2 separate regions of the Homo sapiens genome follow, and region 2 is linked to region 1. A link is a loop called in an ENCODE intact Hi-C map of the cell type or tissue named here. Cell type or tissue: breast epithelium. All regions are shown on one strand. Each heading gives the region's core, and the rest is flanking DNA. Links, peaks and the distances in the headings are about the cores only.

What was found. A loop is a pair of places that touch in the nucleus more often than their neighbours do. Peaks named below come from ENCODE experiments on the same cell type or tissue, not always from the same donor. Only the 100,000 strongest peaks of a DNase experiment are listed, where the experiment ranks them.
Region 2: a loop joins it to region 1, with 28 times the contacts of the local background. A loop is called at or near these places in 1 of 110 quality-filtered maps.

What each region holds. Positions count from the first base shown.
Region 1 is chr2:30,028,047-30,044,519 of GRCh38, forward strand. No RefSeq gene overlaps it. Among named protein-coding and RNA genes, the nearest start is that of YPEL5, 110 kb to the right of the region's middle. In breast epithelium, for the core only: no CTCF peak of the experiment used is centred there; a DNase peak (open chromatin) is centred at 6,215.
Region 2 is chr2:29,959,610-29,976,082 of GRCh38, forward strand. No RefSeq gene overlaps it. Among named protein-coding and RNA genes, the nearest start is that of ALK, 46 kb to the left of the region's middle. RefSeq lists enhancers at 4,035-4,535, 4,536-5,036, 6,422-6,923, 6,924-7,423. In breast epithelium, for the core only: no CTCF peak of the experiment used is centred there; no DNase peak of the experiment used is centred there.

The sequences.
Region 1 (16,473 bases), core at 4,653-8,652:
GAGCACTCAGTATGAACTCTGCAGCGTGAGGAATGGGGGAGCTTGAGTTAGGGGGAAGAGGGGTGCCCCATCCACCGGGATTTTATTTTGCAACTCAAAGTGCTGAACAACATATCCCAGTGTTCATATTGCTGGATTATATCTGCCAGTTTCTGCTTCCTGTGCACTCACTGCCAGGCTTTCTCCTCTCTGAGCTGCTCTAGAGAACAATAATAACATCCTCTGCTTCCCACTGGCCTGCATTCTGTTCTGCTGTCTGAACAATGCATGTGTCTTTGCTCCTCGATGGATGAGGCTTGTATTTCTGATTCAAATTCACAATAAAGTCAAAAGCAATTGTGCTGGAGCTGCTGGTGGGTCCAATGATCACTACCTTGGATAGAGACTGGGGACTCCCTTGTTCAAGCCCCTACGATGAAGACACATTGGACTTCTCCAGTTCTGTCCCTCCCCGGAACTTGTAACACAGTGGCACTGAACAATCAGAGCAATTAACAAAATGCTCAGAATGTACAGAAAGGAGATGAAGGAAGTTCAGCATTGCAGTTGGTGGGGGCTCCTCCCATCACAATCGATTCATCAAACAAACTTGCCAACTCTCTAAACTTTAATTTCAAATGACTGGGTCCCTTTGTGCACAGACAGATAATCAAATTCAGTATGTTGGAAACATGTTTCAGTCTTTTCTGGGTTGTTATTTTTTTTTTCAATTTTAAACAAATAAGAGCTCTTTCCAAGGCAGTGTTTTATTTCCTTTGCTTCACAGCCTGATTAATGATAGGCTCAGCCCCACAAAAAGCCAAGGGAAGAGAGGAAAATAAATGTGAAGGCCCAGCCATTTAAGTCCTCTCCTGGCCTTCCAAGAGAGGTTTAATACCCACCGACCACTCCGGGGTACAAATCTGAGCTGGATGCCATGGGTTGGCATGGGGTGAGCCTGAGTCTATGGCTGAGCTAATTATGCTTTTCAGCCTGGGCTAGGCATTGTCTTAAGAAACCAAGTGGAAATCACCAGGATTCTACAAACCCCCAGATGTTCACTTTGAGTTTCTGCCCTTTGATGGTACAAAGAGTGATGGACATGGAGTCAGAAGGCCTGGGTTTGGGACCCAGATCTACTCTTTACTGGAGGTGGGACTTTAACCAAGTCCCTTCCGTCTCCAAACTGAGGCCAGGCCTCAGTCTCCTCAAGTGTGAAGCAGGAATAATGATGTCCACTTCAAAATGTTTAAAAGGAGCTGGTACCACATCATCTCTTACAGAGAGACTCCTTGGTAGGACCCCCCAACCCCAGAAGCTCCCCTGAGCTATGTACATCTTGTAGGGCATGGATATGGCTGGAACCAAGGGCTCAGGAAAGGGAGTGACATCTCTGGGTTAGAAATAAAGAATTTCTGGCCGGGTGCGGTGGCTCACGCCTGTAATCCCAGCACTTTGGGAGGCCGAGGCGGGCGGATCACCTGAGGTCAGGAGTTCGAGACCAGCCTGCCAAACATGGTGAAACCCTATCTCTACTAAAAATACAAAAAATTAGCCAGGCATGGTGGCAGGCCCCTGTAATCCCAGCTACTTGGGAAGCCTAGGCAGGAGAATCACTTGAACCCCGGAGGCAGAGGTTGCAGCGAGCCAAGATCGTGCCATTGCATTCCACCCTGGGCAACAAGAGTGAAATTCCATAAAAAGAAGAAAGCAAGAAAGCAAGAAGGAAGAAAGGAAGAGAGGGAGGGAGGGAAGGAAGGAGGGAAGGAAGGAAGGAAGGAAGGAAGGAAGGAAGGAAGGAAGGAAGGAAGGAAGGAAGGAAGGAATTCTAACAGAAAAGGCAGTGAAAAGCAAGAGGCACAGAGGAGAGGGAAGAGCCAGAGGCTGTGATGGGCAGGACACAGCCTCCTCATTCCCCATCCCACCCCACCTGACAGCACTATGCCTCTTATCTACAGCAAATTGCTAAACTAATAAAACATGTCACATGTTTAAAGTGGAGTGTGCGGGTGTGTGATGAGACTGCTCTTTGCATCCAGCAATCCAATGCAGCTTAGAACCATAAGTCTGTGAGAATTTGCAGAAACCATGAGGACAGGCTTAAGTCTCTCCCAGGCTGTGGAGACTCCTGGTGACATCTGTGTGGTGTTACCATTGCTACAATAACAACACATTAGGAACGTTTCATTCAAATGGTTACACTTCCAAAGAACGGGCTTACACTTAGAATCTTGATCCATCTTTGTTCCATCCTGGGCCATTCCCTGGTGAACACAGCATGGCTGGGACATGGACATGGTAGAATTGGGAGCCTCATTTTCATTTTCAGTCTAGTACAATTCAGGTGAGGAGACAGCGGGAGCATCTGTTTCTGGGTCTCCAGCAGTAAAGAGGACAGGGCTTCCACACAGTCAGGGGGGGAAAAAAAAAGAGATTTCAAGAGGAAACAGAACTAACAATGTCCCTGGCAGGTTAGTTTCATGCTGCACCTGTTCTACTGGTTTGCTCACTTCTGCCTCAGTGACATTTTGCATATTTTACTCACAGTGCCTTGAAGTAGTTTAACTTTCAATAGGGTGCTTTTTGGCAGTTCTCCTAACCTAATTAGGTATCTGCCTAAGCCAGGGGAGTGACACATTTTTCTGGCCAAAGTAACCGTCCCAAGATCATGAGCATGCCTAACACATCCGAGTCCAGTGCTCACAGTGGACATCACTTATGTAGTTCTGCCAGGAAGGTACTGAGCTTTCATCTTTGCCTCATGTCTATAGTCTATTCTATTTCATTTGGAGCTCATCATCCGTGGTATTGCCTTGCAAATTATTTATCCATCGGGTTATTGTAGTAAACTTGTAAGCAGATGGGGTTTTAGACTTTCCATCCTGCCTCAAAGAAAAATGAACAAGGAGTGCAAGACACCTAAAATCCCTCATCCATCACCGCCTCCTGCCAGGTGATCTGCTTCCGCTATCCATGCTGTACACATCTCCTGCACTTCTCTCTGTATTCTGCTACAAGGAAGAGGTGAATCAACAGCGCCTCTGATGTCAGCGACACCCAGATGTTGGGCCTGCTCTTCTTCTTTCTGTCTAGGCCACATGTTCTGGGCTTTCCTGGTTTTCTTTACAGAGCTCCAACACTGGCATTTATTTATAAACCGTAGCCTTGGCTTCCCTTTAGTTTTCACCTCACGTCCCTAATCCAGGCCTCACCTTCAAAGCTTCCTAGCGCTCTTCTCTGACAGACCCAAATTCCCTTATTTCCATCAGGGTCTGTCTATACCAGGGCACTAATTAACTTCTGGCTCTCCAAGTTACAGAGCTCATTTGCTGACTCACAGGAGACAACCAAAGGAAGTCCTTCATTAGCATTCCTGAGCTGCTCATTAGCCACTGGGAGAATCACACCATCCAAGCTGTCAAATGCACCCAACTACAGGAAGGAAAAACAACGCTGCTTGGATTAATGACTCCAGGCATTGGGCATCTCCTAAGAGCCCAGCACTATGGGAGGAGAGGTATCAAATCCGTGTGAGGCAAACCCCTGTCACCAAGGAGATAAGAGCAAGACTCACAAGCATGAAACAAATAAAATATAGTATAGAAAAAGAATAGAAGACATCAAGACCAAGTTAGGTTTATTCCCAAAAGGAAGGCTATTTCAACATTTTGAAAATATGTCAATGTTAATGTTAACTTAAAAGAAAAATATTTAAATGAATATAATCATTGTAATAAATGAGGAAAAATCATCTGATGATATTTAACACCAATTCATGATTTAAAAGGAAAAAAATAACTTTTTAGCCAACAAGTAATAGAAGGAAACTTTCTTCATTCCATGAAGGATGGCTACCAAAACTCCTACAGCAAACATTACATTTAATGGTAAATTGTTGAAAGATTTTCCTCTGAGGTTAGAAGCAAAATCAGAATGATCATTACCCTTACTTTCCAATTACTGGGTAAATTGGATCACCACATGGAAAAAAAAATGACCCCTATCTCACACCACACACAAAAACCAATTCCAGGTAGATTAAATCTAAATATGAAAAACAAAACGATAAAGCTTCTAAATAATAATAGAAGAATTAATCATAGTGGTAGGCAAAGATTTCTTAAACAGAATACAAATAGCACTAGCCATAAAGAAAAAATTGATAAATTGATCTACATTAAAATTAGAAACTGCTGTGTTTCAAAGCACACCATTGGTAGAAAAAAAGACGTTATATGTAACCGGGAAAAATAAGCCTATCCAGACTATATAAATAACTTTTGCAAATCAATTAAGCAGACAACTCAATTTTAAAATGCAGGAAAAGACTTGAATAGGCATTTTAGAAAGGAGATATTCAAATGGCCAATAAACACATAAAAGTTGCTTAAACTCATTAGAGATCAAGGAAATGCCTATTACATAAAACTACAATACGATGCCACTATACTTCTCCCAGAATGATTACAATTTTAGGAGCTGACTATACAAAGTGTTGGTGAGAATGCGGGTCACCTGAACCTCTCTTGATTGCTGGTAAGGTTGTCACTCAGTATAACCATTTTAAGAAAGTGGCAGTGTATTAGTCCATTCTCACACTGCTATAAAGATACTACCCAAGACTAGGTAATTTATAAATGAAAGAGGTTTAATGGACTAACAGTTCCACATGGCTGAAAAAACTCCTCAGACAGAATCTACTGAAGTTGAGGGTACACACTGTCTGAACCAGCAATTCTGCTGCCCAATAGGAATGCCCAATCTGCCCAATAGAAATGCCTACATATGTGCACCAAAAAACACATACAAGAATGTTCATAGCAGCACTGTTCATGATAGCCCCAAAACGAAATCAACCCAAATGTTAATCAACCAGAGAATGGATAAATATGTTTTGTATATGCACAATGAAATATTACACAGCAGAAATGAATAAACTGCTACACATAATGGTATGGACGAATCTTACAAACATGAAGCTGAATAAAAGAAGCCCAGGCTTAAAAGAACCCATAGTATATGATTCCATTCATATAAGATTAAAATATAGGCAAAATGAATCTGTGGTATTACAAGTGAGTTTTCCAGGGTGCTGGCCCTCTTCTTTTTTTTTTTTTTTTTTTTTTTTTTTGAGACGGAGTTTCGCTCTTGTTGCCCAGGCTGGAGTGCAATGGCATGATCTCGGCTCACCGCAACCTCCACCTCCCAGGTTCAAGCGATTCTCCTGCCTCAGCCTCCCTAGTAGCTGGGATTACAGGCATGTGCCACCACGCCCGGCTAACTTTGTATTTTTAGTAGAGACGGGGTTTCTCCATGTTGGTCAGGCTGGTCTCGAACTCCTGACCTCAGGTGATCTGCCCGCCTTGGCCTCCCGAAGTGCTGGGATTACAGGTGTGAGCCACCGCGCCTGGTCAGCCCTATTCTATGTATAGATATGAGTAGTCATTACCTGGATTTGTTCACTGTGTGATATTTATCAAGGTGAAGTGGTATACAAAGGTAGAGAGGCCACCAGAGTGGTCTACTCCAGCAAGGATGAGTATCTTATCACTGACGTTTATTAGAATATCCAATGCATGATGGTAATAAAAGCTGCTTTTTTCCTGTTTTTAGATTCTCTACAGACAATGAACCCCCTTATTGCCTGAAGCTGGGGTGGACTACTGCTTCCTTCACCCCTCACTACTACTTGTCAAACTATACACCTAAGAGTTGTACAATTTCTGTATGCATGCTACACTTTGATAAAAATATTTATTTTTAAATGTTAATGGTAATATTTAAGAGAACATCAATTAAGAAAATACAACCGATCACTTCTAAACCAGACAACATTACTATAAAAGATAAACCCAAATTCATTTCATGATAGTGGCTAACACTGAGAAGGAAGGAAAATGGGACTTCAACTTTATCTGTGTGTGTGACAGTGTGTGTGTGTGTGACTGTGTGTGTGTGTGTGTGTGTGTGTGTGTGTGTGTGTGTCTGAGAGAGAGAGAGAGAGAGGTGAAAAAGCCTGAACCAAGGGCCACCTATATCAAAGTCATTTCTTTGGGAGGGATAATGAAGGCAAGCACTGTATCATCAATATGGCCACAAAAGAAAGGTTTCATTCAAAAACACACAAGAAAAGAGTTAGCAAAAAGTGTCCATGATGTCCATGGGGCTCCTTCTCTGGCTCCAGCAAGGGAATGTGGTAGGGAGGAGAAACCAGTAGTGCCTGCTACTCTTGTCCAGCAGGGTCTGAGCTCATGCAGCAGACAAAGAGACCTTCAGACCTGGACCTGTGGCAGGTGCTTCTAGAAATCCTCCAGACATTAGTGGAGTGATTGGGGCTGAAATCAAGACAGCCCAAGAAGGAGGGTCAGCCTTAGGGGTGGTGGCACCACCGAGGTGAAGTGGGGCATCAGGGTTGCTGCCAACCTCCTGTAATGTCCTCTTGAGCTTTGGGGACCCAAGAGCTCAGGGCCTAGCAAAAGGAGTCACCTCCGGACAAGCAAGCGGAGGCCCACTTAACCACACAGGGTAAGTTAGTAAGAGTCATGCCCATCCTCATGGCACTTTGCCGTTCTCAAAGTGCATCCCAATATAACCTTTTGTTTTATGTCCTGAGTCACCTCGTAGAGTTGGCAAAGACTATGTTTTTCCTCTTCTCTCATAAAAAGTAATAAATGCTTATCATAAAATTTAGAAAATGAAGGGAAGAAAGTACCTACAGATATCATACTTAACATTTTTAATAGTATTTCATATTCTATGGGCTAGGTTTGTTGTTTTCTTTCCTCTTTATTAGTATGATTAGATTTGTTGTTTTTCCTCTTTACTAATCATATTAGTAATCATATTAGTTTACTAATCATATTAGTAAAGAGAAAAAACAACAAATCTAGCTCAAAATCATATAAATATACATATATATCATATATATCATATAAATATACAAATATATAAATATACATAGCCGGGTTTACTATATCCATTTTAAAGATAAGTAACTTGAGGCTCAAAGAAGTTAAATAACTTGTCCAAAGACACAGGACTGCTGAATGAGGAAGCCAGTCTAGAATAAAAACATTCTGGCACTCTATTCTCCCTTTGGATGAATTTGAGAAACAAGTAAGGTCTCACTTCTTTGTCATCCTTCCATAAATAAAAAAGTCATTTCCTTTTTTATCTGCCCTTCCTGGCAGAAAAGGAAGAGAAAACACGAATTCTCAACCAGAAAAGAGCCATGAAAGCTGCCACTGGGTAGCTGGGATCAAGGGCAGCTGTGAATGGGGGCTGAGGGGCGTCACAGTGGGCTGCCCACTCTTTACTCTGGCTTTGAACAGTGTATTAGTCAGGGGCCTGCCAGAAAACAGATGGTCCCCTCTAAAGTAGGTAGGAAAAGCAAGTTTAATGAAGGGACTGTTTACAAACGTGTGAAAAGAGCTAAGAAAACTCACCAAAAAATGATAAAGCATCCTGAGTCTAAAAGCAGTGGTACTGGAACCTGCACAATGCTAGGGCCATGGGAGAAGAGCTCGGTCTCCCCAAACCATTGCCATGAAGGAAGGAGTTAGAAATACACTCCCCAACTTTTCTCTACTCCAGGTTCTGAACCTGCCATAATCTCTCAAGGACTGAAGTCAACCAGAAGCCAGAGAGCAAAGGAACTGGATAAAGCCCTGGGGTCAGCCCCCTAGAACAGGGCAAGAGGGGCCAAGAGAGGAGACCCAGGGTGAGTTTTCCTATTTCTTCCTCATAGAGGGAGCCAAACAGGGGCTGTTCCTGAATTAGAATGACACAACAGAATTCAGAAGCACTAACTGGGTCTACACCTGGGATGGGCAACCTCGTGAAGCCTGCAGGCCAAATCCCACTCAAGGCCTGTTGTTATAAAGTTTTATAGGAACACGGCCACACCCATTTGTGTATGTATTATCTATGAGGCAGCTGTCACACATACCGCAACATCCAAGTTGAGTGGTTGTGACAGAGACTCTATGGCCTGCCTAAATATTTAGAGCCTAAAATATTTACTAGCTGACCCTTCTTAGTGACAAGAATCATATTCATTTAACATTCCATCTTACCAGTATTTATGAAATGCTTATTATATGCCAGATACTATTTCAGAAACTGGGGATATAGCAGTGATCAAAATGAACAAAAATCCCTGCCCTTGTGGAGCTTGTGGGAGAGATAGATACTAAACAAATAAATAAGAAAATTCTATAGAATCTAAAAATTGATGAATGTTTTGAAAAAAATAGAGGTGAATAAGGGGACAGGATATGCCACGGAGTGGGGGGGGCTTTACCTTAATCTTCTCACTGAACCCTAATGTAATGCAATGAGGTAATACCCTCCCTACTTCTTCATGAAAAGGAAAATGAGACCACAAGCTGGCTCAAGACCAAAATCAATGATTTTGCTGGGATTGGAACCCATATCTGTCTGCTCCAAAACCCTTGTTTGTGCCACCTTCTGAAAATGAGGATACGGGCTCAGAAAAGTAAAGCGACTTCCGATAAGTTTTATCTTTTGATGATAATCAGGGTTAGTTATCTTCATCCTCCTAAGGGTGACCTGCACAACCTTACACTGTGAGTTATGAGCCAAGCAAGGCTTAGAACCCAGACCTTCTGAAGCCAAACCCACACATTTAATCCACAGTCATCAGACCAACTTTTTAGCAGGAAATGTTTTGAAGGGTTGATTGGAATTGAGAAGGGTTAAGCCAAATGTGAAACAGACTCATAGAAAACAAAGGAGCACTTCCTACACTTTAAATTGGTTTGCTTAGGGATGCAATTAACAAGCAAACATAGACTGGCAATGCTACTAAACACATACTTCCCCAAAGACAGAGTGAGGATGCTAACAACATCATGGCTGTTAGCTTGCCCAGGTCAGACTTTCCCAAATATCTGTAATCAATTGTTCTCCTATCTTCCAAAAGACAGATTACAATCATCTTGCTACACGGATGTTGGTTTGGGTTGTGGAGAAGAGGAATGAATATCCAGGGATGTATTACAACAAAATAAATTTTTATCTCTCAAATGTCCCTCCCAAGATGGCAGCAGCTCCTGCTCTCAGACAATGTGGTCTAGGGAGCTCTAAGTAGGAAGCCCAGGGTCATAAAGAGCCTGTCATTGATTCTCCCTCCAGTTAATGAAGTCCCTAGGCTAGAGGAGCTATTAAATTTCAGTGCCAAGTATTAGTGGCTTTTGCTGGTTATAGTGATTCAACAGCCCCCAGTGAGGGTGAATCACAGGAAGAGCTGGAGAGCTGAATGTGGCCCTGGAGCCCAGGCAGTCTTGTTCACGGATATCACCTGGCATTCACATTGGCCAAGCAGCCGGGCCCTTGGAGCAAATACCACCAGCACCATCCCATCTGGCCACCATCATTCCAGCCATGGCTGTTTGGTCCTTGCCCTCAAAGCCAGGACACATCAACACTGGGGCTGCTCTTTGGGCAAATGAAGAAAAAGAAGATGCCAGGGACCATACGTCACCATGAAATGTATGCCCCTGCAGGCCCTCCATGGGTATTCCAATCCAAGGAGGAGAGACAAAAACATAAATGAGAAAGCTGAATGATGAAAGACCTGAATTAGAGATTAAGCAGCAAAGGAAGCAGCATAAATAGTCTTTGGGTAATAGGGTTCATAGAGAATGGGAGGGAAGAGAATGAGATTTTTGGAATATGGCTTATCTTGCCAGGGAAGAGGTAGTTTCTTAAATGAGCTACATCCATCCAGATAGCAGCCACCCTTACTTGGCACTTGTAATGGTTATCTTCCTAATATACTTCTTAAAGATGCTATCCCACCTTCATAAAGACTTCCCCACCCCCAGGCCAAGGTGGATGACTGACCCCAGGTGCCTCAATTTCTTCCCTGCTGGACAGCAACATGAAATGACAATGGGAGACCAAGTCAGCCAGGAGGAGCCACACTGGGGATTTTAGATTCAGAGGCTACACCGTGTGGAGGCCTCAGGGCTGCGGGGGAATAAATGTAGGGATGGATGTGCAGAAGAGCAGAGAAAATGGCCAGCGTAGCCCAGGGGGAAGGAAGGAGTAGGCTGGTAGCATTAGGTTCCCCGAGCCATCAGAAGCTCCCCGAGGACGCCTGCTTGTTCCAGTGAGTTTCTCTTCCTTGAAACTGAACTGTTCTGGACGAAAGGTTTTTGTTCTCTGCTGTCCTTTGTAAAGTTTTACAGGTGAGGGGAAAAGATTGGCTTCTTTTTAGGAAAAAAAAAAAAAAAAAGACATGCAGCAGCAGCAGAACTGCTGTCGGGGTGGGTGGATCTGAGTTCATCATCAGGTTCTGAATACTTCTCAGTATGATCTTGGGCAAGTTATAGCTGCTCTCTCTGACCTCTGTTTCCTCATCAATAAAAGGATCAATGGTCACCAGCCTGAAGTTCATGAACTCATCCTTGAGCCTGCAGGTAATAATAGGGTTTAATAATATCACATATCACCAAACTCCTCATAGAAAGTCTGCATTTTTCCACCCAAAGCATGCACAGGCTAGTCTGTCCTTCCTGCACACAGCTCTGCACAGCTTTCGCACACACACCGGCTCTGCTCACTCGGCTGCTGCCCTCATCAGACTGTGTGAGCTGTTTGAAGGGAAGGGCTGAATCAAATGCACACCACATGAGTAATTAAAATGCTCTGCTAGATAATTCTCCAGGAGACAGAGAGGTAGCTGTTAAAACTATTGCATCTCACAGTTGGAAGTGACCTCAGGAAGTGGCCTTAAGGATCTAAGACACTCATATTCAGTGAACAAATATACTGGTGGTATTTGTTCATTTCCATAGACTTTCCTTCCTTCATTTGTCAAATGAAAGGCATGGTTGTTAGGCCGGGTGTGGTGGCTCGTGCCTGTAATCCCAGCATTTTGGGAGGCCGAGGTGGGTGGATCACTTGAGGTCAGGAGTTCGAGACCAGCCTGGCCAACATGGTGAAACCCCATCTCTACTAAAAATACAAAAATTAGCTGGGCATGGTGGCAGGCACCTGTAATCCTAGCTACTCGGAAGGCTGAGGTGGGAGAATTGCTTGAACCCAGGAGGCAGAGGTGCAGTGAGCAGAGATCGTGCCACCACACTCCAGCCTGGGTGACAGAGCAAGACTGTATCAAAAAAAAAAAAAAAAATGAAAGGCATGGTTGTGTTTTAGCTTTGTGTTTTAGTTTTCTATTGCTATGTAACAAATTGCCAGTAACTTAGCAGCTTAACACAAGATTTACAGTTCTAAAGGTCAAAAGTCCCAGCTGGCATGGCTGAGTTCTCTGCCCAGGATATCACAAGGCTGAAATCCAGGTATCACCCAGAGAAAACTCTTAGCTTTTAAAAGGGTTTGTGTGATTAGGTTAGGCCCACCAGATAATCTCCCTGTCTTAAGGTGAACTGATTAGTAATGTTAAATACATCTGCAAAATCCTTTTTGCCAAGTAAGATAACATGATCTACAGGAGTAATGCCAGGGGTGAAGGTCATGAAGGCTATCATAGAATTCCGGTTCACACTCTCTATTATGGTTATCATTATTTCAAGATTTTTTTCTTCCTCTTTCTCCATTTTTATTACATGAGGGTGAGGACACCAGCCTCCCTTACTTCATTTGGCCTTAAGAGCATTATGGACTAACGTTAGCATGTTTTAAGCATTGGTGAAGTGATTTGTTAATAAATACACAACAGTACTAGAAAGTCAAGGAGAGAAGAAATGATATCTCTGAATTTTATGAAAAACAGGCTTCTACCCCCACTGAATCCAGGAACAACAATGACAACATGGAGAAACACTCTTACTCTAAAGATTTTAGAATCTATTTGTCAAAGTATTTTTCTGGGACTCCCTTAGTAAAGAGGCCCCATGGTCAAATCTATTTTTTAAATGCTACATCGCATATCTTCAACCCTGCCCCCACTATCCCATTTATAAAGCACAATAATATATTAAAGCACATGAGAAACTCTGCCGTTAACAAAGATATTTGGCCACAAATCCCTCTTACCCTTTTATTTATTTTTTAATCTGCTTATACCTTTCACAACTAGATCATTAGCCCCATGAAAGCATATATCTTCTTTGATTCCCTGCTATAACCCCAATGCCTAAAATAGAGCTGGGTACATAGCAGCAGTTCAATAAATGGCTATTGGAAAACAAATGGACCAGTGTTTTAGTAAATGCACCTTAGCAACTGCTGATCTAGAATCACACAGATGAGCTAGTCCAGACCACAAAGGCTGTTATGATTCAAAGGTGGGAGTGAATAGTGGCTTGAACATCATTGATGTTTTTCTCCACTGAGACTGACTTCCAAACTAGTAAATTGAAAAGTATAGAATGACTCACATAACCAAGAGCATAAGTGAGTTAGTGCAGCTCCCAAAGTTCAGGGATCCCACAGTGGGCCTGGCCAGGTTTCCCCACAGTCATGGAGGCAAACTCAACCCCTGCGTTTAGGGAAACCACATTTACCCACAGGCTGTAAACACCCCCTTATCCACACTTGCCAACCAGGGTTCCTACAAGAACAGCACTTAAGGCTTATTCCTTTGGGTGAAGAAATGGACCTCTGTAATCAAGACTTTTAAAATGCAAACACTTTAGAAACAATATATTAAGCTGCTATCAGTTAACTCAATCGTGGGATTTTTAAAGCATTTCTCTTCTAAGACTTCGATGAATTAAGAGGATAACAGGCAGTAGCAGTCCTGAAGAACAGTGGTTTGCAAACTTCAGGGTTCCTAAACACAACCTGAAGCTTGATAAGAAAGCAAGCCACACCCCAGAGATTCAGCAAGTCTAGAGTAGAATCCGGGAATTATTTTACCAGCCGTCTCAGGAAAGACTCTGCAGTCAGACTTCATCTCGGCCAAACCCCCTTCCACTCAAGAGTGACCAAGAACACTTTCTGAGTCCAATTTAAGTGCCTACCAAGGCCCCTCAACCTGGGCCCAAGCATCAGTGCTTTGTACTTGCCCAATACAAATTTATTAAGCAACTTCAAATTATATACTGCCCCTTTCCTCACATAATAATTTCCAGAATCATAAAAAGTGAAGGGTTTTAGTCTAAATTTACTTTGACATTGAGCTTGGGATAGTGATACCAAAACAATAATATATCCATGTTTTCACTTTTTATTGATTTTATGATGGTTTGACAATTTAAAAATAAACCAATTTACTTTTTCTGTCTCTTATATTTCATCAAAAAATTTTCGGGTCATCAGAACAGTTTTGGTGGATAAGATTTATTATGAGTTTTGACAATAAAACTGGATCTTTAAAAAAATATGAATCAGAGGGGGTCAGTGCCATAACAGCACTGCTCTTCTATCTTGTCTGTGTGCCTGCTTTCCCTCATGATTGTTTTTTGGCTTTCAAATAATGTCAAAAGTAAACAGACTGCTAAATTCATCAAACAGGCAATGAATTTTTTTCATCACTATTTCTTACTTTTAAAAACTAGAGGCCGAACGCAGTGGCTCACGCCTGTAATCCCAAGACTTTGGGAGGCTGAGGTGGGTGGATCACTTAGGAGTTCAAGACCAGCCTGACCAACATGGTGAAACGCTATCTTTACTAAAAATACAAAAATTAGCCGGCATGGTGGCACACGTCTATAGTCCCAGCTACTGGGGAGGCTGAGGCAGAAGAATCACTTGAAACCTGGAGGCTAAGGTTGTAGTGAGCAGAGATCACACCAATGCACTCCAGCCTGGATGACAGAGTGAGACTCTGTCTTGAAGAAAAGAAAAAAAAAAACCAAAAAACTAAAGATTGGTTTGTGTAGTGATTGAGTGGTGACCCCCCCACAAAAAATGTGTCTACATTCTAACCTCTGAATGCTGTGAATGTCATCTTATTTGGAAAAATCGTATTTGCAGATGTAATTTAGTTAAGGATTGCTAAACGAGATCATCTCGGATTATCTGGGTCGACCCTAAGTCCAGAGGGAGAAACATGGGGAGAAGGGGAGAAGAGGAAAAGTCCTGTAAAGATGGAGGCAGAGACTGAAATCAAAGCAGCCACAGTCCAAGGAATGCCTAGAGCCAGCAGAAGCTGGGAGGGGCAAGGATTACCCCCCAGAGCCTTTAGAGACAGCGGGGCACAGCTCACACCTTGATATCAGACATTTGGGGTCCAACACTGTGAGAGAATGAATTTCTCTTATTTTAGGCCACCTGGTTTGTGGTAATTTGTTATGGAAGCCAGAGGAAATGCATACAGTTAGCTTTCTTTTACGTCCTTTTTATGACATTGTCTTTGTTGAAAATTATCAGAAATATAAATATTCATTGAAGAAAATTTAGAAAATAAACAAGCAAATAAAAAATGTTTAAATTTCCATTTTCTACCACTCAACCATTTTAACAGCTTCCATATTCTTTTATTTTTGCTCTATATGTCAATATAGGCATAGAAAAATATGATTGGCATAATATAAATTATATAATTTATGTATATAACATAAAGTACATAATGCATATGCTTAAAAATTATGTTTACAAATTAAAATATATTGGCATATAAAATAATTATATACTATAAAATAGATTATACAATTGTGAAAGCTACACTTTTTACTTTTTAGATTATAACTATATTTCTATTAAATATTTTTCTACAGCATGGTTTTTCATGGCTGCATGCTATTCCACTGTATAAAATTTACAGTAGTTTAATAAAATCCTTACATAACACATAGGTCATTTATAGCTTTTCACTATCACATGCAAAAGTGAGATGAGAACCTTATAGCTTAAACTTTATGTAGTTAATTTTTCCTTAGAATAAAATCCTAGAAGTGAAAATACTTCATTTAAAATTTTGCCCTTGATTGCTTTGACTTTTATCTTGCTCTCTTCATTTCCAGCTCCAAATGTCACAATTACTATGAAGGTGTATGTGTGTGTGTAAAAGACAGGGAGTGAAATAGAAAGTGAGAGGAAGAAAAAAGGAAAGATTAGAAGAAACCAAGACAACAAGGTATTATTTCTCAAAAGCAGTGATGTTTATTCCAGCTCATTGTTGCCCAGGACACAAAAAGTTTACTGTTTCTTCCTGTTGTTGAGCTCTGGACCTCAAGAAACTTTCTAAAAATAATTATCAACCATAGAGTAACCCAAATATTGGCATTAAATAAAGAACATTCAGATTCTCACGATTAATTCTCCAGAAGCTTAAATATGGCCATTTGTAGAAACAGGAATCATTCTCTTCACCAATACATTAAACAAGAGCATTTTGTATGTGTGTGTGGGTGGGTAGATGGGTAGGTGTGTGTGTGTGCATGTTCACAGGTATACTATGAAGTCTATACAAATGCAAATAAACAAACATGTAAACTTTTTCTGAAAAGAATGCTAGCCAAAAATTCCAGACAATTTTTGGGTGACAAACTAGGGTATTTTTTTAAATGTCTCTTAAAATAATCAAGTCAGATCTGGATTTAGGCTTATCCCCCACTTTACCATAATACCACCAGGAAAGGTTTGTTCAACTCCATCTAAAAGTACACAGATGCACAAATGTGAAAAGTCCTGTAAATTAAGCCCAAAAATATGTGCCATTATGCACTGCTACCACAAAGGAGGGAAAGCAAATGCTTTTCAAGAGTCCTGGAGGCAGAAAAGCAAAATACAAACAGCTTTTTTGCCTTCAGCACGTGGCTTTCTACAGTAATTTTTAAATATTTTATTAAAGTGTAAATTACATACAATTCATTTAAAGGGTGTAGTTCAAAAAGTTCTCTTGCACCTATTTGCAGTTGATCCCTGCTGCTACTAGGGTACAAGACAACCACTGATATACTTTCTACAACCGTAGTTTTTGCCTTTTCCAGAACTCCACCTAAATGGAATCATACAGTATGGAGTCTTTTGTGTCTAATTTCTTTCATTCACCATGATGTTTTTAAGATTAATCCATGTTGATGTGTGCATCAGCAGTTAATCCCATTTTATTGCTGATATTCTATTATGTGGTTATTCTATATTTTGTTTATCTATTCACCCAGTAGTTGACATTTGGCTATCTGTTTTATATTTCATCGGTTTTCTTCTCTCATATTTCTTATTCTCTTCCTTCTGCTTTTCGGAGATTTAATTTGCCCTTCATTTTCTAGTTTCTTAAGGTGGAAACTTAGTTCATTGACTATAAACCTTTCTGCTTTTCTGATGGGAGCATTTAAAGCTATTAACTTCCCTCTAAGCATTGTTTTAGCTACCTTTTACAAATCTTGATACATTTCATTTCCTTTTAGTTCAAAATAATTTCTAATTCCCCATGTGATGTTTTTCTTTGATTCACAGATTATTTATAAGTGTCTTATTTCAATTTCCACATATTTGGGACTTTTTCAAATTTCCTCTGTGTTGATATTTAAGTCCATTGTGGTACAACGATTTTAAATTTCTAAGTAGAGAATCATACCTCATATGAAAATTAAGAGTAGCTTTATTATATACAAT
Region 2 (16,473 bases), core at 7,446-11,445, 66 kb before region 1:
CTATCAAAACACAAACATCATCTCTCACAAAATTAGAAAAATATATTCTAAAATTCATACAGAACCAAAGAACACCCAAAATAGCCAAAGAAATCCTAAGCAAAAAAAGAAAGTTGGAGGCATCACATTACTTGACTTCAAACTATACTTTAAGAATACAATAACCTGGCCAGGTGGTAGCTCACGCCTGTAATCCCAGTACTTTGGGAGCCCGAGGCAAGTGGATTGCCTGAGGTAAGGAGTTCAAGACCAGCCTGGCTAATATGTTGAAACCCCGACTCTACAAAAAAATACAAAAATTAGCCAGGTGTGGTGGCACACGCCTGTAGTCCCAACTACTCAGGAGGCTGAGGCAGGGGAATTGCTTGAACCTGGGAGGCGGAAGTTGCAGTGAGCAGAGATGGCACCACTGCACTCCAGCTGGGGAGACAAAGTAAGACTCCATTTCAAAAAAAAAAGGACTACAATAACCGAAACAGCAGGGTGCTAGTACAAAAACAGACACATAGCCCAGTGGAACAGAATACAGAACCTACACATAAACCTGCACACCTATGACCATCTGATCTTCAATGAAATCAATAAAAATAAGCAGTAGGTAAAGTATTTAATAAATGGCGCTGGGATAACTGGCTAGCCATATGCTGAAGAATGAAACTGGACCCCTACCTCTCACCATATACAAAAATTAACTCAAGATGGATTAAAGATTTAAATGTAAGACCTAAAACTATAAAATCCTAGAATAAAACCTACGAAATACTCTTCTTGACATCAGCTTGGGCAAAGAATTTATGGCTAAGTCTCCAGAAGCAACTGCAACTAAAACAAAAATTGACAAATGGAACCTAATTAAACTAAAATCTGCATAGCAAAAGAAATTGCCAACAGAAAACAGAGAGCCTACAGAATGGGAGACAATATTTGCATCTGACAAAGGTCTAATATCCAGAATCTGCAAGGAACTTAAACATGTCAATAAGCAAAAAACAAATAACACAATTAAAACATAGGCAAAGGATACGAACAGACACCTCTCAAAAGAAGACATACAAATGGCCAACATATGACAAGATGCTCAACATCACTATTCATCAGAGAAATGCAAATTAAAACCACAATGAGATACTATCTTACACCAATCAGAATGATGAGTATTAAAAAGTCAAAAAGTAACAGATGCTGGTGAGACTGTGGCAAAAAGGGTTCACTTATATGCTGTTGGTGGGAATGCAAACTAGGTCCACTGTGGAAAGCAACTTGGAGATTTCTCAAAGAACTTAAAATAGAACTACCATTCGACTCAGAAATCCCACTACTGGGTATATACACAAAGGAAAATAATTCATTCTATCAAAAAGATACACACACTCCTATCTTCATTGCAGTGCTATTCATCATAGCAAAGACATGGATAAGTAGTCACCACCACCCCCTTTTCATGATCTAATTGCTGATTCTTAGACTCTGAAATAGATAAAAGTAAAAGCACAGAGTCCATCACTTATCCTCACAGCTATCTGTGCTGGATCTCTTGCTGAAGCCTTGTCAATAAATTGGTGGGAGGAGAATTGGTGGGTAAACAATGAAGTATAGCATATGTTTTATTCATTTTTATTAGGAACTATGCAAAGGGTGGAATGTGCTTTCATTTTGGGTTTCTTAGTTGTCATCCACTCCCCACTTTAGGATTATTTCACTGGCAATGAAATTCAGATTCTAAGGCAAGCAATCTCCCCTCTCTTTTCGAGCTCCATAACAGAGGGAGAGGAAAGAATGCCATCAAATTTCCAACAGCATTTCAAGGTCTCCTTCAGCCCCAGGATTTATTCACAACTCACTGTCCACTCACTATCTCATCCAGCAGGATTTGTTCTCTTTGTCTCTATTTTCTCTCTGTAAAGCTGAAGCAATCACCCTTAATGCCAGGTAAGGTGTTTTGAGATCCTAAGATGAAAGGATTTGAGCCCATCAACATGGAGTTTGGAACTGCTTCATGGTATATGTCTCTAAACCTTTCATTCAGCGCTGAACAGTTCTGTAATTCTGTTCCCTTTAAAGTAAATGTACCAAGTGGGGAGCTGACGGTATATTGCCTTTAAGGACACCAAATGTCCTACTTTCAGAAAACAGCCTGTTTGTTTCTGAGGCAGCCTTTGGCTGCTGCTCCAGATTCCCTGAAATAAGCAAAACCTCCCAAAGCAGCTGGGAGATGCAGGTGCTCCGGGCTCCTCCAGATTCACACCTGGAGTGAGAACATTCAGGTTCCCATTCTTTGCTGGCCTCCTCCTCCCCACTCTCAACTGGATATAACAGCTGCCCCTGCCCTGCCTTTCCCACCTTTGACCCACCCAACCTTAGATCTATCAATCCAAGGAGGGTGGTTTGCTCTCAGTAGTGCTCTTCATACTCTCTGTGGGGCAGTGAACTCCTCTTTTCAAATTCAATTTTCTTCTGATCTCGGACTATATGACAAATCGTAGCAAAGCAGTTTTAGACACAGGGTTTGGGGTAAGGGGCTGCAGGACCTCGCTGCTGCATCACCCTCTGACCCCTCTACCACTTCATACTCATATGCTAGGACCAAGTCACACTCCCAGAACCCTGGGTCTCCTTCCAACATGATCTGAAACTAATGGGAGGAAAAAAGAACATATTTAGCTCTGTAAATGAGGTCATAAAAGGGAGTAAAAAATGAGATTGTATCACCGGATGACATTCCTAACAAAAAGTAATGGTGAAGAGCAGCAGTTAAACTTTAGAGACCAACGCACAAGCTCAGAAGTCAGGACACTTAGGGAACAGCATCCTCTGGCCTTGATTCCCGGTGCAACCTCAGGAGAGTTACTTAAGTTCTCTGGGCTTCAGTTTCTTTTTCAGTTAAGCGTTAATGATATTGACCCATTCCCTTAGGTCTTCGCAAGCAGTCATTGGCAAAGGTCTTCCCTCCTCCAATAATATTTTAAAAGAAACAATGGGAACTGATGACAAAACATCTTTGCTGCATAAAACTCATGTTTTACAAAATTTCATGTGAGCCAAAATGTAATCCCAATTATAACTACATTTGAAATAATTATTCACTCACACATGATCATTTTCCTTTATTGAAGTCTAAACCTGTGCTTAAAATTGATTAAGGCATCTATATTTTATAACATTCTATATGATGCATTTATTCCCTTTTCTTTGCAATATATTCCCACTAAAACTTGTTCAAGCTAAGTCTGATATTTTTAGGACATGATTTTTAAGTGGTATCTGTGTGCAAATTACAGTAGCAAATCCAAATTAAATTGTTTTTACTTTAATGTATAATGTCAAACAGATAAATACCTAATTTGTATTCTTGGGAATTGAGAGACTGGTATTAAAAAATATCAACATAATAACGTGCTTAAAATCAGAAATTCAGGAAAAATTCGGAATTTACACTGAGATTCTGCCTCATAAAATCATTTTCATCTTAAAGTTGGTCTTGAAGCTTCTGGATAAAAAAAAAAAAAAAAAAAAAGGTCAGCACATTTCACACAGAAAGCAAAGACAGCCCATAGGCAGTAGATGGAGAGGAATAAGGAAAGAAAGCCAACCCCATCTTAAAGCTCTCCTTCCTTCTTACCTTTTTGTTTTCTGCTGTAAGTGTCCCCAACCTGGTTCCTTTCGGCTTGACTCTATGTTAGTTACACTGTTCGTTTCTATGTCTGTTTACAATGTACAAGACACCTTCATGCCCATCTCCTATCATTTCATTCTTACAACAATCTCAAAACACATGGTGAGCAGCCCTCTTTCTACCAGTTCTCCAGAGGAGGCAAGCAGGCTCTGGAGAGGATCTGACCACCCCAGCTGCCTGGCCGAGTGGGGCTCCAGACCTCTTCCTGCTCCTCTGTCCAGTCTGCCTAGCACTGATGTCACAGGTGCCCACTTTTGGGGCCCCGTTTGCCTTTTAGGACCTCTCCACAAACCTTCCCAGGAACAGAGGAGACCTGTGAGTTCAGGGCAGGGGCTCCCTCAGGAAGAGCACTGACTGCAGCCCTAAGACCTGAGTTCTGATTCTAGTCTTGGCCCTGCCTGACTCAGCAGCATCAGACACTTCATTTATTCTGTCTAGGCCTCAGTCACCCCATCCATAAACTGGGGTTGTAAATGTGGCTCGCCCACCTCATCGGCATACTAGGAAACTCAACATAGTACATAACATAGATGGAAATGGTCTTATTTCACTGTGTCCCATAAGCCACTGGAGATGTCCTCTTGGGGCCTATGTCCTGGGGGATCGTGATCCTTCAGAGTCCCCCCAGACTCCTGGAGCCTGCCAGGCACAGGACCTTGGGGAAAGAAAGAGCAGCATTCATTGGTGCTCTGACCTTCCCCTTGCGATCTGCCAAGGAGGCTGCTCTGGAGGGGCCCTTCCTGCCCATCAGTCCAGCCCTCCTAGTGGCTCCCCAATTATATCAAAGGCCAGGTTCCCACTCCCGCCCTGCCTCAGTCAGGGGCCATCAATGACTTGATGAAAGTTAAAGCCACAGCTCTGAGATGCAGGAGTCAGCCCCCTGTGCTCACCCCTGTAGAGCCTGCTGGGACAGTCAAGGCTTGGAAGTGAGTCAAGCAGGGAGTGGGGTGTGGGAAGGGGAGTGCAGAGATGGCAGCTCCAAGCAGCAACTGCTTCTCCAGCCTCCTGTCACGGGGCTGCTCTCCTCCCTCCTGACACCCCCAGGACTGAGCCCACTATGCTCCAGGGCTCATTAAATGTTTACCTGGTTAAAGCTTCAAGCTAGGATTAGGCAGGTTCTGGCTTGAGAAATCTGCAATGCTAATCAGGGATGGGCCAGAGGGGGTGATCTGGGATCCTGAGCCCCAGCAGCAGCCCCTTTGTGGGGGTGGGGGGCCCTGAGTTAAGGGGTTGGGGGACAGAGGAACCCTGTGCCTGGTTTAACCATGTGTTACACACACAGTTTTTAGACATGACTTTGAGCGCTTTAAGTCCACTGGACATCCCGAATAGGAGACGCAGCTACTGTGAGTCCCCCTTCGTTTTCCTAAAAGGTCTCAGGGAACAAGTCCAGAATTACGGGAGGCACCTGCATCTACATCTGGCCAGAGAGCTGAGCCCAACGCAGAGCTGCTGGTCAGCTGCAGGGAGCCGCAGCTTCTGGAAGATTCTCCTTGTCATCATCTAAAGTGTTCTGGCGGAGTAACAATACTGCCAGTAAGAGCTGGCATTGAGTGATACTACGCATTGAGCTTTCAGACCATTTACATGCAGTATTTTGTTTAATTTTCACAATGGTTGTGCAATGTAGGAACAATGAGGAAACTGAGGTTCACCCATGCAAGTCAGCACAGCCTGTAAGAGGCAGCAAAGCTGAACTAGGGCTGAGGTCTGACTTGAGGGCCTGAGTTCCTAACCAGCGTGCTGTTCTGAACTGCCTTCCAGGCATGAACAGTCTTTACAGATGACATCTGGGGGCTCTTTCAAGAAGAAAGGCAACAAATGTGTCTACTGAGCACCTACTCTGAGCTGGAATTCTGTACTCATGTCTTGTCATCTTCATGACAGTCCTGTGTGGTGAATACTCTCATCTCCGGTTTACAGATTAGAAAACTGAACTTGGGGATAGTCAATGACTCACTCAAGCTATCAAACTGGGCTCCAAACCCAGGTCCGTCTGACTCCAGTGCCCATCACCTTCCCACCAGGCTGATCTGAGTGTGTTTATTTGTGATTCTCACTCCACTTTGGGGGCTCCTATAGTTGCCCAACAAAACCATTAAAAGGGGAGGAAGCCCCTGGGGGTGCCACAGAATCAAGGGGTAAAGGAACCATGAGTTCAGGCTGGGAAGTGACATTTCAGAGAATTTCTAGAAGTCCCCAAATCCTGGGAGTTACTGACCCACCTTTTGAAAAATCTTGCTTTCAGAGCCATTAACTCAGAGTGCCTGAGATATTAAATCCCGTGTTTTTAAAAAAAGGCTTCCAGGTGACAATACCAGACCAAGAGGCAGATGAAATTTGCTTAGATTCTCCTTCTCATTCTCTGAGTGACTTCAGGTAAGTCAATTATCATCTCAGGGCCTCAGTTTCCTGATAAGACTTCTTAAAGCCCCTTCTACCTCTATTCTCTGATCCTGCAGTTGGATCTATCTCAGCCTAGGAGTGACTCCCAGTGGAGGTGTCTTGACACATTAATTGTGAAGCATATTGCAAATAGTTTGTTATTAATGTTGGATGTGTCAAAGTAGAGACCATTCAAGTACCATCACGCTCACTCATGATCAGTGAGCAGGGTAGAAGGAGGGGAATGATAACCAGCACTAGGAATGGCACAAGCACCCATTATTGGTGACCCATAGTAAATGTAGTGAAGGATCTGAGAATTGCAGAGCTGAAACATCAAGAAGGTGGCACAGAGGAAGTGCTATTTGTATTGGGTCTTTAAGGACAAGGAGTTTTCCAGAGAAGAAGGACCTTCGAGGCAGAGGACACATTAGATCCAGACGGTCTTCACCAACTGTGAGGATACTACTCTGCCCAGCCCAAGATGATTGAGTCACTCCTACAACATCCTCAGGGGAGGCTTCTGAGTCTCTGCTACCCTTGGCAGGGTTCAAAGTCCAGAGTGAAACCGATCAAGCAGGCTTCCGATGCTCAGGGAGGAAGAGTTCTGGGGTTGCTGGGAGCAAAGGACATTCTCCTTCCTTCAGCAACTCCTTCCAGAGTATAAGACCCTATCCTGCTATGCCTTGTTTTCTGCCCAGACCTGCCCAGCCTTGTCCAGTCCTGCCCAGTCCTCCCCTACACAGCACTAGCAGCCCTGCCCAGTTCTGCCCTGGCCTGCCCAGTCCTGCTGAGCCTTGCCCAGTTCTGACAACTTCTGCCCAGTACAGGCATCCCTGCCCAGTCCTGCTCAGCATAGCCCAGTTATGCCTTGTTCTGGCCGGTGCTGTCCTGTCCTGCCCAACTCTGCTTTGCCCAGCCAAGCCCTGCTCAGCCCAGTTCACATTCTGCTCCATCCTGCCCAGCCCGTTCATTCCTGCCCAGTCAGCCCTTCCTGTCCACTCCAACCTGGCCCTGCCCTGCCCTGCCAGCCCTGTCCAGTCCAGTTTTCTGCCCAGTCCTGCCCTGCCTTGGTCTGATTCAGGACTTAAAGGAAGCCTCCTTTCTGTAAGACACCCTAGTCATTCTCTAAGGCTATATCTGGGGACATGATAAGAAACAGCTCTACAAAACCCCCAACTACATCTATTTAAGAACATTGTTGAAGACATCGTTACTTTATGGGTTTTCTTTATGGAAATCCTTGGGAGAAGTTTCTAGCTGAACTCAATAATAGGAATTCTGCTTCTTTCAATCAATTGGATTGTTTTTACCTCAGGGCATTATGACTTAATAATGATAGTTCTTACTGCAGAGCCTCAAAAGAAAGCCAGGGGCCAAATAAATGACCCGTCTTTGTAAGTACATAAGTTTCAAGGTGTATATTTTTGCACTAACTTTTTCCATCTTACAAGAATGAAGGTTTTGCTCTCTGCTTCCTTTTTTTTTTTATTTTTTTTGTTTCATGGTTAATGTATTTTTCTTTGTAAACTGGCCTGAATTCTTCTTTGAAGGAAGCTGGACACAAGTAATGAGGAATATTTATTAAACTCACAGTTTTGGTGGTGGTGTAAGGATAGGGGGCCCCTACTTTTTCACACATCTGGACTGGGATGAAAGAAAGCTCCCCTAATGCCTGTGGGGCTGTATCCCACACACGGTGGCTGTGTGGGAGACTGGATCTCCAGAAGAGAAGAACTTCGCTCAGCAGGAAGTGATTGTACCCATGAGGAAGAACAACCTTGGAAGTGCTTACAAACGGGTTGTATTTGCTTTAGGACTTTAAGAGAATCAGGTTTTAAAAGAGATCTGCAAAAGATAATATGATTGACAGCTTTATGTTTCTTAGGTGCAGAGCTCACAAAGCAAGTAATCATTGTCAGATGATTAGCTCAAGGCAGGGGAAGGAGGAGCCTCATGGACACAAGAGGGAAAAAACAAGTGAACACCAAGTTGCATGCAAGGGACAAAATGTACTTCAATGTCTTTTTCACCATTATTTAAAAAAAAAAAAAAAAAGCAAACAGACTTCATGCAGGTCCTATCTTGGGGACAGTCTGAGGGTATCACGGGGAGAAAAGGTGATTTTTTACTCCCAGTGACCTCCCATTCTGGTTGGAGAAAGAAGTCAGAGAGATAAAAGTCATATGGCACAAAGTTGCCTATGCTGAGTGTACAATTGGCTATGGGGTATCATGCGGAAGGCCTTCAATCCAGGAGTCTTAGGAGCTTCATCTGACTCTAGTGCCAAGAATGGATGGGAGCATGCAGAGACCAGAGTAAGAGGCCAGCTATCCTGGACTCTAACAGCAATCCAGGAGTCCAGCGGGGTGGTGACAGAGGGGGCAGAAAGGAAATGATGAATTCCAGTTGACCAGAGACAAAACAGAAGGGAGTCTCATCACACATGCTTTAATCTACAGATTTGACCATGGGAGAGAGAGGAAAAAAAAAACAATGTAAAATTTCCAGGCTCATGTGCTCCTCCATGAACCAGAAGCTATGAAGCTGCAAGTCCTTCACTTGGTCTCAGCTCCCACATGCCTCTCACAGTGTGAGTGCCTCATGGCAGGACTGGAAACGTCTAATGTGTCCAAGTCCTTTGTTACATGCAGTGTGGATCACAAAATTCCTTAGATCACCTATAACATGCAATGTGTATGGCTTTGTGAAGACACAAAGAAATCTAAGAAGTCTTTGTGTCTTCACAGGTATTGTATGTTATAGGTGATCTAAGGAATTTTCAAGCTGTAATTTTCGCCTTCCCCACTTCAGACTAAGATAAGATGCGACTCAGTAAAAATGTCTAGTAGGTGCTTGATACAATTTTGATGACTGAGTGAATGGCTGGCCAAAGAGAAGAAGGTGGGGATGAGAATCAGCCTCACGTTGGGATCTGGGGTGATTAAAGGAGCCTCAGAGATAATCATAGAAGCCCAGAGTTGCAGCTGGTTTTGAAGAAATGTCGGCAGGCCTCATTCTTTGTGGTGTTCATGTCACGGCTCCTGTTGTTTCCCTAGCATAAAGTTCCTATCCTCTTTTTCCACATGAACTACTCGTCTTTCAAGACCCAACCTAAACATTACATCCTTAGGTGAGCCTTTTCTGAACCCACAGTGCAGACTTAGTTACTGTGTTCCCATAGTATATGTTTCTATTATAGAACCTATTAACAAAGCTTTATGGTCATTTATTGGAGTATGTTCAGCCTCTACTGGTCTGGAATCACATTAGGAGCTACTTGTTGCTTATTATTAATTTCCCAAAACAGTGCCTGGAATGGAAATTGAGTGAGTTTGGCTAGAGAGAAGCTGAGATTGGTAAAACACCCATCATAGGAGACTAAATTATTGGTCCTAATTTTTCACCCCCTCTCACCATAGTAGAACCCTTGCACTGTGGCCTCAGGAAAGGGCAAGTGGGCTTTCCTGACACTGATTCTGATCTTATCCAGCCGTCTTCAAAGTGCGGAATGCAAACATCTGGAAGGGGGTGGTCCCTGAAATACTTTTAGAAAGGCTGCGTGTTCAAAACTACTTTTATAATAATACTAAGACATTGTTTGTTCTTTTCACTGAGTTGACATTTCCACTGACGGTGCAGAAGCAGCTTTGGGTGAAAGTGCCGGCACCTCAGCAGGTATCCAGGCTGTGCCACCAAGCTAAATCTATAGTCATTGTATATACCTCACTGCCATTCACTCTCAGTAAGGGAAAGTGCCAGTTTGTCTACAAATTTCCCTGATGAAGCAGTAAACAAGATGCATTTTATTAAATCTTGATGCATGAGTAAACGTTTTACTAGTGTGTGAAAAGAAATGGTAAGTAAGCATAAAGCACTTGTGTTACACACCCAAGTACTATAGTGGTCACAAGGAGAAGCATTTGTGTGATGGAGGTGCAAGTGGTCCCAGCTGCTTTGTCCATGGAACACCATTTTCACTTGAAAGGATGACTAGCAAACAATGGTAGCTTGGCAGACACTTGGTCAGAAACAGAGACTGTCACTTCTAGGAAAACACCTGACAATACCTGTAGCTAATGATACAATTTGAGCTTCCAAACCAAAATGAGGATTTTGTACAGCATGTTGTATCGGTGTCCTCAAGAGTGTGACAGGCCCCACCTGTCTTCCTTTGCCCCACACTGAGCAGCTGATGAGAAAGCCCAGGTGTTCTCTCCCTGGGTGCCTGCAGAGAAGTTCAAACCACACAAACCCTGGCTGTGCACAGAACTCACTCGCTTCTGCCCCCTAACCACAGTAAAAACCAAAGCCACTGGCCCCTGGATTTAAAGTCATTTCAGACCACCTTGGGGGCCTGCCCTGCTCTCTCCAGAAAGCCTCAATCTATGAGAAATGAATGTTTTTGTGCCCTTTCTGGACATGTGTAGCATCCTCAGCATTGACATCCATGCCAATTTTGAGGGATTGATCCTGCCCTCCATGAGCTACCACAAGACAATAAGTGGTGTGAGCATGATGCTCTGCGCAACGACCACCACTACCTGGGGGCCTTTCTGCTCTCGTTTTTTGGCTTGCTAACTAGCTCTGCTGCCTATAGGCATACGTGCACCTGGCGCTGCTGCCTGCTGGCCAGTGTGCTCTTTGAGTGGTGCTGCTGCTTGCTGGCGAGCCTACACTTTGAGCTGTGCTAGTTTGTGCTGCATTTGCCAAGTCCTGCTGAGACTCTGCTATAGATTTAATGGCCTTAAATGAGAAGTTTCAATAATTGGCATTTAGGGACTGGGGTCCCTAAATAGGATTGGTGCCCTCCTTAGAGTTGCTCTGGGGAGTGTGTCATGGCCCAGATGGAGCCACGTGCCTCAGACTGAATCATCTATCTTGATTCCAGCATAAGCTGAGACTGACTGACTCTCGGCTCAGGGAACAACTCTTGCCCTCTGACTGTTGTTTGCGTGCACCAACCAGGTACTAACCCCTGTTCTACAGGGCACTCAGGGAAAAGCTGGTGTCCTGTACAATGTGTGGGTCCATTCAGGTAGTCATTCAGGTGAGGAACAGCAACTACATGGGGTGCACCGAGGGACAGCCCAAGGGCACTGGCTCACCTGGACTCTGTGAGGCTCAAAGTGTCTCTGCTGTTGTTGCTGCTTTGCTTCTGTCACAAGTAAAGAGCCTGATCTTCAGTATTCGAGAGTGGGAGATCTCAGATGCCCTGTGGCACAGAGCCTAATGAACAGTGGACCAGAATATCTCACCCCAGTTCTTCCAAAGGGGCCAGAGCAAACTATACATGTATTGGAAAATTGAAAAAGTGATCACCAAACACTGCGGGTGCCACCAAGCATCAGTATATGAAGGGGCTGTTGCAACTCCACTAGGAGCAGAGGCCCCTAAGCCTTCAAAACAGGTAATATTGAGGAGTGGGGATACATGGAGGGTCAAGCTCCTGATCCTAGTGCCATTGACTGGAATTCTCTTAATGGAAAAACTCAAAAATGGGACAGGGGAAGACCTTCCCTGAAGTGTTTCTTATAACTACTCAAAAAATTGTATTCAGGTAGAAGAAGCAGAAAAGGAAACAGTCTGTCAGTTGAACTGACTGAAAATTTACTACAAGAATTTATTCAACAGGAAGATGAACAGGGAGCCAACTGACTTTGGCACCTCTATAACACTCATTCAGAATTTACTGTAGCATCTGTAGAGATGAGCTGATTGTCAGGCCATTTTTTTGTGATCCCCAAATTAATAATTTTTTAAGAAATCCATTTAATCTATTGAAATGAGCACATAATCCATGCCCTCTGCAGTGTTCTAGAGCTCCTCTCCCGGTCTGTCCTCTCATCTACTGGGTGTTGCTGACAGGGAAAATAGCCCAGCCCATGGCCACCACTGCAAATGCTCATGCCTTCACTAGTTGGAAACCCTGGGAGGAAGGACAACATCTATTGAGAAAAATTGGTATGGTGCAATGGGTTTATTATTGTTTTGCTGAATATTCTGATGTACCAGAGGCTCTTACTAGCCCCGAGCAGGACCTTTTGATGCTGATACAAGGCAATTATTTTTAAGAAGGGCATTCTCAAATTCTCAGGCAGTCTTACTCCTCCTTATTAGCCACCTTATGACCATTAGGGAAGCATTGGATGGCCTAGAGCTATTAGTTGCCCATAAAGAATAAGATGAGGCTGGGCGCAGTGGCTCATGCCTGTAATCCCAGCACTTTGGGAGGCTGAGGCAGGTGGATCACATGAGGTTAGGAGTTTGAGACCAGCCTGGCCAACATGGTGAAACCTCGCCTCTACTAAAAAATACAAAAATTAGCCAGGCTTGGTGGCAGATGCCTGTAATCCCAGCTACTAGGGAGGCTGAGGCAGGAGAATTGCTTGAACCCGGGAGGTGGAGGTTGCAGTGAGCCGAGATGGTGCTACTGTCTGGGCGACAGAGTGAGACTCCATCTCAAAAACATAAAAATAAGTAAATAAATAAGATGAAACCCAATAAATGTTTCCTATCAATGAAATAATCAAAGGAGTAGGAGTCATAAAGGAGGCAGTGTCCTCATGAGGGACCTCCAGACAATCAGCTTCCCCAAAACCAAGATCCCAATCCAAAGGCCTGATATTGGAGACTCCACAATCTAGGTTTCTCAAATCATTTTCTCTTGGGCAAAACCCTTGAAGAATTACAAGATTGATTATAACAGACTGTGGGGAAGTTATGGCTCCCAGTGCCAGGCAGCATCAGATATACAGCAAGGTGGCTCCAGGCTTCCATGACTCCCATATCCCTGACACCCCAAGGGCTCATTGTCCAATATCCGGTTTTTAGGTAATGGCAACTGCCACAAGCCAGCTAGGGACTCAGCTTCTCCCCAGGACACCAGCCACCCACTAGGACAACTGTCCCTATACCTCTCTGGTAGTTCATTGGTCTCCTCATATTTGCAAATCTTCACTGCCTTAATCAATACTAGGCTCAAGTTATAGCTACGCCTGGGATCCCATGAAACTTAAAGTAGATACCCTTATACTCTTAGGGAAAGTATAAGACATAAAATGTAGGACAGACACCTATCCCTCACCTTAACTGTCAGAACAATTACCTTACCTAAATTCCCCATGGTCATAGATAGCACTCACTACCCTAAAATACCTTATAGTTGGCATGGATGCCCAAACCCAATGAGCAATAAATTGGAATAAAATTAAGTAATTAGTACTTACAGTTGGTTTTGCAAAATGGAGTCCATTTCCACACCCCCTTTCCACCAGTTAAAATAGTATAGCTGCATATACTTTGAAACAAGGGCTACAGGAATTGACCCATTATATAAGACTTACTGAAAGAAAGGGTCATTGTTGCTGCTGTCTCCCACTTTAATAACCCAATTTGGCCAGTGCTCACCCCTGATGGAAATAGATGATGCCTGAGAGTGGTTTAACACAGCCTTAATGCCATGGTACCCTCAATAAGGTCCCCATATCTAATATCATTGACATTACTGACCATTCTTTAGCAACTGAAAGGTATTTTGTTGTAATAGACTTGGCTAAGGTGTCCTCTTCTGTGCCTATTTTGACAGCCTCTCAGCTGAGATTTGCCCTTGCCCTTGAAGAAACACAATAAACCTTCATTTTCCTCCACCATGGAGTATTTCAACAACTCTGCCATCTCACTCAGTCTTTGCAGGCAAGATCTTAACAACATCCAATTTTCTCTAGGAACACGAGTATGACACTGCACTGATGGCATCCTTCTCTGAAGGTATTTAAAGGATATACTCACATAGAAGACACAAACATTTGTCACAGAACTTTTCCAACTGGGGCTGAGCCATTGTGCCCTGTAAGATTCAAGACTATACCACTTCAGTAAAATTGCTGGGTGCTATTTGGTCAGGTGAGGGATAATCCATACCCATTACAGGAAAGAATCAAATCTTCACCTTATTGGCAGCGACTACTTTAAAGCAGGCTCCACACTTACTGGTTCTATTTGGATTTTGGAGGCAACGTATTTCTCACTTGCAAATTTGACTTCAGCCCATTTATGCTGTTACTCACAAATCAGCCTACTTTGAATGGGGCCCCGTACAACAGAAGGCTCTAAAATCTGTTCAAATGCAACAGGCAATCCCATTAATGCCTCCTTAAGACTCCTTCTATATAGAAGCATTGACAACCTCCTCTTGCGCCTCCTGAAGTCTCTGGACTACGTGTGATGGCCATAAATTGCTCACGGGCTTCAGTACATGAAATTCTTTGGCTCTCTAGAGCAGCAACCTCTGGCTATATACTGGAGTCCTCTGGAGATTAATGGAAGCTTTCACAGGTCCTGAGCCCAGCGTTCACCCAGCTCTACCAGACTGGTCTTTACTCAGCTGCCTCTGTGCCTTGGGTCAGGGAGGCAGGAGCACAGAATCAGCATGGCTACAGAAGCCTCTTTATTGAACATGGAAACGGTACCTACAAGATAGAGCCAAACCTGCACCCTCTGGCATATCCTGACTACAGAAGAAAATGGCTTCCCTGGTCCTCAATCCCTTGCCAAATGCAGTGGCGCCAGAGGAGGTCACCCCTCTCCCAGACCCACTGGCCACTAGGGTGCCCCTTGGTATCAACTGAGTGACCAGAAAAGAGAGTCTATACATAAGGGTTGATAGTGCCACCATCACATGTGATAAAACCCAATGGAGAGCTGCTGTTTTCCATTTCCTAATGGAGACGTCTCTAATATCCAGGACCCAAGGTCCGCAAAGCTGGATAAACCTCAAGTAGTCATCTTAGCACTAGAGGATACCCTGGCCAACAACCAGTCCTATCCACATTTTCTACAGAATATTAAGCCATTGCTGATGGGATCCTTGTATGGTACAATGAGTGGCAACAATTCCTTATTTAAGGTTTTTACCCTTTTGGGTAAAACGCTCAGGAAATTTCTTGTGTCATAGATATCCAAAATATAAGTCAAGGTCACACATGTCTCTGTTCATATTAAAGTCATGTTACAGGGCCTCACCCAACACTCACCACCTTCAGAGTTGCAGATGTTATTGATAGTTACCAAAGCACTCATTTCACTCTCAAAACTCAGAATGCTGGGTCATAACCTTGCTTTCCATATGCTATGAATTTATTTATTCTTCAGGGATCCACTGAGTACCTTCTATGATCCAGGTACTGGGTTAGGTTCTGGGAATACAATAATGAATGTGGCTAACACAGCCTTTGCCTGCCATGACTCATTTATTTTGTTGCCTGAGCATACATATATATAAAGATTTCGTTGCAGTAGATGTGGTCAGAAAACACCTGAAGACAATTATGTCCCCATTTAAAAGCAGCACTGGTGAGTCGTTGTATCTAGAGACTGGGAACAAGAATCACGAGGCATCAGGGAACCACGTCAGCCACATTTCTCCTGGAGAAGAGAGCTCTGAAGGGAGGCATGACAGCTGCCACATCGTGTGGAGAGCCACCACATAGGGAACTCCCTTCTCCCTTGATACTCCAGAGGCAGAAGGATGATGGGAAAGCAGATTGTATTTCAATTTTGACAGGAGAACTTCCCAACTATTAGAACTTTTTTTTTTTTTTTTGGTTTTTTGTTTTTTGGTTTTTTTTTGTTTTTTTGTTTTTTTGTTTTTTTGAGACGGAGTCTCGCTCTGTCGCCCAGGCTGGAGTGCAGTGGCGTGATCTTGGCTTACTGCAAGCTCCGCCTCCTAGGTTCACGCTATTCTCCTGCCTCAGCCTCCTGGGTAGCTGGGACTACAGGCGCCTGCCACCACGCCCGGCTAATTTTTTGTATTTTTTAGTAGAGATGGGGTTTCACCGTGTTAGCGAGGATGTTCTCGATCTCCTGACCTCATGATCCACCCGCCTCGGCCTCCCCGAGTGCTGGGATTACTGGCGTGAGCCACCGCTCCCGGCCAGAACTTTCTAACAATGAAACGGACTCCCTCTGAGATGCCAATGTTTCCCCACAAGATAGTAAGATCCCAGTGAAGAAAGGTGATCAAATGGAACCTTATATTCCTTGGGCCAGGTTATGGGTCAGTCACAAAATTGCAAAAATTCCATAGCTTAATATGGCAAAAGTTTAATTCCTCACTCATACTACACATCCATGTGGAGCAGCAGGGGTCTTTGCTCACTGTGGTGTCACTCAGCAAGCTGGTGACGTACATGTGAGCATCCACGATTGCCCACAAAAGTGGGAAGGGAAAGGCCCTCTTCGAGACCATTCCCAAGTGACGTGATCCTTTCCTCATATTTCATTGGCGAGAGTACATCACACAGCACAACTACACAACTACTTAAAAGAGTTATGCTCAGAAAGCCGAACACCAGGAGTATCTGGAGAACAGCATTAATGACAATCATAAACTTCAATCTCTCCATCATATCTGT